Regions from separate parts of the Homo sapiens genome. Here all the other regions are linked to region 1. Evidence: chromatin contacts called from ENCODE Hi-C or POLR2A ChIA-PET data. All regions are on one chromosome and are shown on one strand. The core of a region is the stretch at or near the end of the contact, and the rest is flanking DNA. Distances in the headings are between cores, read along the strand shown. Region 1 has its middle 120 kb from the start of SCARB1. Region 2 overlaps NCOR2 (nuclear receptor corepressor 2). Region 3 overlaps LOC101927436 (a long non-coding RNA gene).

Region 1 (2,582 bases), core at 53-2,552:
GGGCCCCGCTGCTGTCCACAAATAAGCTGTGGCCTCTGCTGTCTGTTGCCTCCGCTTTTCTCAGACGCCTCTGCCTCTGGGAATTAGGGGTAGTTGCTAAGATCTATTGAACAGTTGCTGTGTGCCAAGTCTGTTAGCTTAAGCTCTCACGCTGGTGCCTCTGAAGTCCCCTTTTACAGATGTGGAGACTGAGTCTGGGAGGTTCAGTGATTGCCCAAGGTGTGGAGGGGCTTGGGGTTGGAGCCCCAGGTGCACATCTGTCCACACAGGCCCTTTGCGGGGCTGAAGCAGGATTACTCTGAACATCCAAGTCAAGGCCACCCCGGGATTTCATCCAACAACGAAAGCCAAGTTCAAGGTGTCTTGGTTTCTTCTGAAATTGCCCTAACCTTACCTGTTAAAGGCCTGGCTGACTTGTGCTGTTCTTTTTCTTGAAGAAGTCCCCAAAAGATGAAATCACAAAGTCCAGAGCGGTGAAGACATTGCCCAAGACCCACAGCAGAGGCAGGATTCAAACCTGGCTCCCCTCCTCCAGGAAGTCCTCCAAGCCTGCTGCAGTTCCCCAACTCCCACAGAACTCAGGGGCTTAGGGACATGTCAGCAGAGCCTGTTTGCTTTCTAACCCAACACTACGGGTCGCCAGCCCCTCATAGGCAGAGCTCAGACCTTTGACTTTTCTGTATGTTCCTCCTCTCACCTCTCTGATCCTCTCCTGTCAGGTCAGTGTGAGCTGGGCGCACATGAGGCATCCAACAGGCCCTTTGCGTGTGAGTGGGCAGTGCAGTGAGGCAGCCTGCGGCTCAGGCATGGGGCCCCCTGAGCATTTACCCTTGTCTCCCCCACTTCAAATTGTTCGGGAACAGAGACACCCAACTCTGCGAATTACACTGAAACCAGGAAGGTCCCACTCACTCCCTAAAAGAATAAATCAAATGACAGCTAACAGCGACCAAACCCTTTCTATGTGCTCTGCACTCTGCCTGGAGGAGTATGTTTAACACGCAAGAGGGCCTCTCTATCATTACTATCCTCCCCATTTTAGAGAAGGAAACAGGCACAGAGAGGCTGAGTGACTGGCTCAAGGTCACACAGCTAAAAAGAGAGGGAGCCAGGATGTGAGTCCTCCTTGGGGTGGAAAGCCTCCAGCGAGGGCTGTGGTTTTGGCTTCCCATGGGGGAGGCTGGGGAACGAGGCCAGGAGGCCCCTGAGGCTGATTCTGGGTCTCTGTCACGTGGTTTCTCTTGGGTCAGCCAGCGGGGGTGGGCAGCTCTGAATGCAGGCTCAGCCCAGGCCAAGGAATGTCGCAGCGGCTGTGGCTCAGCGGGCCAGCCAGAGCGGAGGCTGGGGGAGGGAGTGGCGTCTTGGCAGCCGTGACAAATAGAAAACAGATTGTGTTTCCCTTTGCTTCCACCCCCAGCCGGGGGAGGGGATGTGCCGGAACCCAATTACCCACTTACAATGGATGCTCTATTGTGGAACGGGAGGCAAGGTCGGGGCAGGGGGAGCAGGCCCTGCCCGGGGCGCGGTGTCCCTGGCACGGCCCCGTTGCTCGCCCGCCCTGGCTGACCTCCCTTCCTCCTGACTCTGCTGCCAGCCCCGCCGCCCCCTCTCCTAGCTCACAAAGACCCAGCGCCCTTTCCAAAACTGGGTCTTCCTTCCAGGCAGCCTTGATTCTCGCTGTGGAGCCGCAAGGACTGTGGATCCTTGTCTGAGCACTAAAGTCCAGCAAAGGTTTCTGTCATTCCTTCCTTCCTTCATTCATTCTTTCACTCATTCATTCCTCCCCCACCAGCCCCCTAATCTCTCTCCTCTCTCTATCTTGTTAATGATCTGGAAATATTTGAGCATCCAGGCAGCTTGGTTCCCATCGAGATCCACTCATTGATTCACTAAATATTTACTAAGCACCCACTATGTGCAGGCACTAAGAATCTGTTCATTTACCACTGTTTGTGGAGTACCTACTGTGCGTGAGGCCCTAGACAGACTTGCATTCACTTAGCAGGTATTTGTGGAGCATCCACAGAGATACATGTTTGTCCAGTATTTGTGGAGCGCGTACTATACGCCAGGGAGTCATTCATTCATTTACCAAGCGTTGGGGGGGGCACCTACTACGCTCTGGGTGTTGGGGTGCCACAGTGAACAGGACAGACATGGTCTCTGCCCTCAGGCATCTTATGGTCCAGTGGGCAGGGGCAGACTCTTAACAACAATTTGATGTGCTGTGCATTTATTGCACACCAACTGTGTGCAGGCTTCTTGGAGGGCAGGATTAGAGATGCACGCTGGTCAATGTGAACAGCCTGAGCATGAATCAGACCTAGATTGGGACTGGGGTGCCGACTGCATCACCAAAGAAGGAGACTGACTTCACCTCCAAGACCTCAGTTTACTCAGCTGTAAAATGGGTGGTGGTGAGACTTAGCCAAGGGGCCTGGGAAATAGGAGTTTGCTTCTGTTGGGGACAGCTGTTGCTTTTACCAACTCAGCATCTGTTCCTCCTGGTAATGGCGCCCCGGATCTCGTTGAGGAAAACAGCTTTCTTCTTTTCTCTCATCATCTGTAGTTCAGGTGGGGCT
Region 2 (2,582 bases), core at 43-2,542, 200 kb after region 1:
GTTAACGGTATGCTAGCATCACTACTCTTGTGCTTTGGGGCCATTGTTCAGTCAGATAAGGGCTACTTGAATACAGGCACTGCTCTACCATCACAGTTGATCTGATTCCCGGGATGGACACTCACAGGCAGGACCGTCTGCAGAGTGGGTCCTCCCGGGCAGAGGGAGGGGTCATGTCCTGGGCTGGACAGGACGCGACGGTGCAAGATCTCATCATGCTACTTAGAACAGCGTGCAATTTAAAACTTAGGAATTGGCTGGGCGCGGTGGCTCATGCCTGTAACCCCAGCACTTTGAAAGGCCAAGGTGGGTGGATCTCGAGGCCAGGAGTTTGAGACCAGCCTGGCCAACATGGTGAAACCCTGACTATACTAAAAATACAAAAATTAGCTGAGCGTGATGGCAGACGCCTGTAATCCCAGATACTCAGGAGGCTGAGGCAGGATAATCACTTGAACCCAGGAGGTGGAGGCGGAGGCTGCAGTGAGCTGAGGTCACACCACTGCACTCCAGCCTGTATAACAGAGTGAGAAAAACAAAACAAAACAAAAACCCAAAACCCAAAAACTTACGAATTGTTTATTTGTGGAATTTTCCGTTTGTTTTCAGACCACCATACTGAAACTGTGGAAAGCTGCCGTGGCTAAGCAGGAACTGCTGTACATATTTATTAAGCCCTTACTGTATGCTGGGCATTCACTCTTACTGTAGGCAGGCATTCGCTCACTGAGCCTCTGAGTCAGCCCTGTGAGCTGAGTTTCTATTTTACGGCGAGGAAACAGGCAGGCTCGGAAGGGTTAAGCCACGTGCCCAGGGTCACAGAGCTAGAAAGCAGTGCAGCTAGGTTTTGAACCCGGGTCTCAGACCCTATCCTGAGATCACGAGACCTGTGCTCTGTGGCCTTGCTGCAGGCTGAGCCCTGCAGGGAGCAGAAACAGCCTGTGCCTGGGATGGGTCTCTCCTGCCTGTCTATGCTTCACCTATGCATACCCCTGAACTGCTGCCCCAGGTAATGTGTGGCTTTGCATGTGTCCTGGGTGACACGGAGACTCTGAGGTGGGGCCAGTTCACAGCTCTGCCTGTGTGCATGGAACTTTGCTCATCTGCCGGGCCCAGAGAGGGTCCCCAGGCTGAAAGGCTGTTCCACGCCACTCGTCCCCCACCCCCACCCTCACCCTGACCACAGAAGCAAGAACTTCCCAGCACGGGGCGGCGCAGGGAAGCAGCGTGGCTCACTCTGTGGAGTATGTGGGGCCACTGGGCTGTTTCAGTTTCTGCTGCGTTTCTTGCTCTGACTCAGGGCCCTGACCCCAGCCGGGCCACTTGGGCTTCTGAACGCCTGCTGGGCTGAGCTGAGCTCACCGGTACATGAGAAAGATCCCGGGCTGAGCTGCCCTTGCCTGGCGTCTTTGGGCCTTGGTTTTCCCATCTGTGTGGTGGGGGCTTCGAGGGTCCCCGTGTGTCGGTGGGTTGGTGTGGAGGGATTGGGTGTGGACACCAGGGGCTGAAAGCTGATGGGGACCCATGGGGAAACCTGTGCCTCGGACCCCTCCAGACCAGAGGCTCCTGCAGAGCCCTGCCCATGGAAGATCTGGGTCAGGGGCTGCCTTGTCTCTGGGTGCTTCTGTTGTCACTGGCCTCTGGCCCCAGCCTGGTGGTCACCAAAGCCTATGTTTCCCCTGGGCCTGCTGCGGAGGTGGGAGGCAGGGAAGGTGGGCTCTTATCCAGTCCTCTCATCGTGGCCCTCCGAGACTCTGCTCCCTCCCCCTGGGCCCCGCTTCTGGGTGTTCGAGGTGCTGGGGACATTGGTGTCTCAGTAGGGTTGCAGGCTGGCAAGGGGCCCTGGGGAGGTGGCCTGGTGAACCCCGATGGTGAGCTTCAACTGAGCACTGCTGGGTGCCAGGTTGTAAATTTCTCTTCAGAGTAGCCCCTGGCATCATCCCCGTTTTACAGATGGGCACACTGAGGTTCCGAGAAGCAAGGCACCTTCCTCAGGCTTTAAAAAATGACAGCACTAGGGCTGGAGCGGGAGCCAGCCTGATTTTAGCCACCTAATATAATTGCCTCCGTTTCACCGAGAGGAAACTGCCTCTGCGAAGTTGAGCAGCACACACAGGGGTCGCAGTCTCCTGCCAAGATGAGATGGCTCAGGGATTTGATCTGGGTCTCAGGCCCATTTGGGGCCCACCGGGGACTCTGTATGTCAGCCCCACTTGTGCCTGGCTGTCCCCTCCTGTGTGTGGGCACCGGCTGAATGGTGGAAGCAGGTCCCTCCTGGGAGCAGGTCACGGGTGCTGGGGCTGCATCCCTGACCTACCCTGGGCCCGGGCGGGTGTGGAGGCAGAGGAGGATGTCCTGGGGGTTTGAGTGGGGGCGGAGCCTGCTTGTGAGGTGGAAGGTGGGGCAACTGAATCAGTGTGGGCCACCCTCCCACCCTGAATATCCCCAGGCCCTCGTGACAAATCTCTTTCACCATCTCTTGACCCAGCAATTAATTGCTTCTGGCGGATGGTGCCCCCGCCCTCCAGGGAGCTTCTAAAGGCCAGACCCTGCTCCTGGGCGGGCAGCCCGGGGCAGAGGCT
Region 3 (2,582 bases), core at 24-2,523, 140 kb after region 1:
TTAGCCACTTAAAACAACAGCCGCCACTTATCTGCTCAGAATTCTGCAATTTGGGCAGGATCAGGCATCGTGGTGGTCCCCACCCCACGTGTGTTATCTGGGGGGCTCAGCTGGGGCTGGATGGCCCAGCACGGCATCACCCACATTGTTTAGCACTGGAGCTGGGTACACTCTTCTCTCTCCCCTTGTAACTCATCTCCCAGGCTTCACTCTGTCCCTGCGGTCTCTCCCTCTTCTAGAACCTGGCCTGAGCTACTTTGCGGGCCAGCTGGATTCCAAGAGAGAGAAAATAGAAGTCGCCAGGTCTCTTAAGGCTTAATCCAGAACTGCAGGGAGTCACCTCCACAGCATCCCGGGGGTCAAAGGATTCACAGAGCCTGCCCACTTTCAAGGGGTGGGGACACAGACTCCACCTCCCATGGGAGAGGTTGCAGGCCCCTGCAGGGAGGGGGAGCACTGCTGGCAGCCATCTTTGCAGGCAACCCTCACACTCTTCCATTTGGCCTCCAGCTGGCCTGGCGAGGCACCAGAGGCTGTAGAGGAAAGCGCCTCCCACCTGTGAGATGCCAACAAGATACCCAGGGTCTGAAGAGTCTTAAAAGAAAAGCAAGGAGCGGGGGTATGATATCCGACCAAAGAGCAAACGCCCGAGCCACTTGGCACTGCACTCTAACTGGGAGGCTGAGCACACAAATTAGATGTTTGTAAGAATAAACAGTCATTAGAACTCGAGAACTAGAGGAGAAATAAACATCATTTCAAGATATTTGACTAATTTGGCTCTGAGCTCTGCCTGCCTGTGAATGTGCTGGTTTCTGGCTTGCGGGGATGCCTGTGTATCTGTGCATGCTTCTTGTTAGCCCTCTTGGTTACGTGTCCTTACTGAGTGCCAAAGTCTCCTCTGTAAAATGGGGATAACAGCAACACCCAACTCAAGGGTGTTGGGAGAGTGGAACAAGGAAATACACACAAATTGATTAAAACAGAGCCTGGCACCTATAGTAAGTGCTCAAGAAATGTGAGCAATACTCTACATTTGCTCACATATTCATTCGTTCAGCAAATATGCAGAGGGTCCCAGCCAGGGGAGGCCCTGTTCCTAGTGTTAGGGATCAAAAGACAGTGAGATTCCTCGTGCCAGCTGATGCCAGGCACACGGTGGGCGCCCAGGAACAGATTTTTGAAGAATGAATGTATGGGGCATGGACTTTGCCTTCAAGAGCTGTGGCCTGGGGAGGAGACAGACTTGTAAATAAATCACTGCAAACACTGTCATGATAAATGCAAAGCAGTTCCAGCTATAAATTTCACCTAAAGTACAGTAAAAGGACCGGCCCTGATGGTGGAATTTCAGAGACAGAGGCCAAGGCAGGGAACAGTGCTGCGGGAATGAGGCCCTCTTAGATGCTTTGAAATTGTACCAGGAAGACCACAGCCCCTGAACCCAGTTCAGAGTGGAGACAGCAGGGCAGGGAAGCCCTCACACCGTGGATGATGACAGGTACACACTTTGGAGGACTCAGGCCACTGGGCTGGATGACCCTGGCCATCCCCCTGCCTCAGGGCCCATGGCCCCCAAACCAGGGGCTCCTAGTTTCCAGCAGGAACTGCAGGTGGCACAGAAGGGCCTGCAGGATGGGCTGCCGTGGCGGGCGGGTTTTAGAGCGAGTGGCTTCTGAGTCTGTCTGTGCAAGTTAATGAGCGGCTCTGGACATTTAATCAAAACCAGACATCTCCTCACGGCTGTCTGCTGCGAGCAGCGCCGGTGTGTGCAGAGGTTCTTCCTCAGGCCGCAGAGGGGCCCTGACTGTTTTCAGGGCCTCTGGCCAAGACTGGGATGGTCTGCAGGCCGCAGCACCTGGGACTTGAGTGGAGGCCCCATTTCCAGTCCCCACCAGCTGCCAGAGCCCCTGAGTGTGCATCTAGAATGGAGCCCCCGCCCAAGGCCCCTAGGTAATTTGCAGGGCCTGGTGCAGAATGGAAACACAGGGTCCCATGCTCAAAAATGATGAGGAATTTCCAGATGAGAACAGGAGAGCTTCGAACCAAACGTGGTTTCCGACTGTGGGGCCCTCGGTGTGGCAGGCTCAGGAAACTGAGCTGAAAAAAATACAAGACGATTGTTGGGGGGATCTTCACTTTGGCCTCAGCAAGCAGTGTTGAGTGCCTGGCTGGCTGTGGTGTCAAGCTGCGGTCAGTGCCTTGCATCCAAGAGGTGCTGAATAAATGCTCATTCCCAGAATTGAGTTGCGTTGTGCAGATGGCACTGGGAAGACACGCCCTCATCCTCTGGGGCCTGCTGCAGTCCCTCCCTGCCCTGGCTGCTCATCAGTGGAGACAGAAGGGTAAGAGGCAGACGGAGAAGGGGAAGCATTAACACTTCCCTCCTGGAGGCCCTGAGAATGCTGGAGGGGCACATGGGACCCAGCTGTGGACAGAGGTCCCAGATGTAGAATGATGAGCAGTTACCTCCCACCGAGCCCAAAGGGACCACACCAGATCCATGGGAATAAATAAAACCCACCTCCCTCTCCGGCCTCCCAGGCCCTCTGAGACCTGGCCACCGCCACTGTCCCCATCTC

What was found. A loop is a pair of places that touch in the nucleus more often than their neighbours do. ChIA-PET counts read pairs that join two places held with the same protein, here RNA polymerase II (POLR2A). Pooled maps may share reads with other maps.
Region 2: a loop to region 1 is called in a map with no recorded cell type, with 5 times the contacts of the local background. The contact joins two enhancer-like sites. A Hi-C loop is called at or near these places in 1 of 168 maps with a recorded cell type or tissue (endothelial cell of hepatic sinusoid), 3 of 37 single-sample maps with no recorded cell type and 3 of 50 pooled maps. POLR2A ChIA-PET finds 5 or more read pairs at or near these places in 2 of 52 experiments (B cell and RWPE1).
Region 3: a loop to region 1 is called in a map with no recorded cell type, with 2.6 times the contacts of the local background. The contact joins two enhancer-like sites. A Hi-C loop is called at or near these places in 3 of 168 maps with a recorded cell type or tissue (Calu3, G401 and endothelial cell of hepatic sinusoid), 3 of 37 single-sample maps with no recorded cell type and 5 of 50 pooled maps. POLR2A ChIA-PET finds 5 or more read pairs at or near these places in 3 of 52 experiments (CD4-positive, alpha-beta memory T cell, activated CD4-positive, alpha-beta T cell and naive thymus-derived CD4-positive, alpha-beta T cell).

The regions. Positions count from the first base shown.
Region 1 is chr12:124,744,916-124,747,497 of GRCh38, reverse strand. No RefSeq gene overlaps it. Among named protein-coding and RNA genes, the nearest start is that of SCARB1, 120 kb to the left of the region's middle. RefSeq lists an enhancer at 2,517-2,566. Within about 2 kb of position 1,302, at least 33 of the 41 ENCODE cell types and tissues checked have a DNase peak (open chromatin) inside an H3K27ac peak, as active enhancers do.
Region 2 is chr12:124,544,386-124,546,967 of GRCh38, reverse strand. The region is part of intron 1 of NCOR2 (nuclear receptor corepressor 2); the gene reads left to right. Among named protein-coding and RNA genes, the nearest start is that of NCOR2, 22 kb to the left of the region's middle. RefSeq lists an enhancer at 2,394-2,582. Within about 2 kb of position 1,292, at least 7 of the 41 ENCODE cell types and tissues checked have a DNase peak (open chromatin) inside an H3K27ac peak, as active enhancers do.
Region 3 is chr12:124,603,207-124,605,788 of GRCh38, reverse strand. It overlaps LOC101927436 (a long non-coding RNA gene), which reads left to right. Exons shown (of 4, transcript XR_242964.4): 4 at 511-766. Among named protein-coding and RNA genes, the nearest start is that of NCOR2, 37 kb to the right of the region's middle. Within about 2 kb of position 1,273, at least 4 of the 41 ENCODE cell types and tissues checked have a DNase peak (open chromatin) inside an H3K27ac peak, as active enhancers do.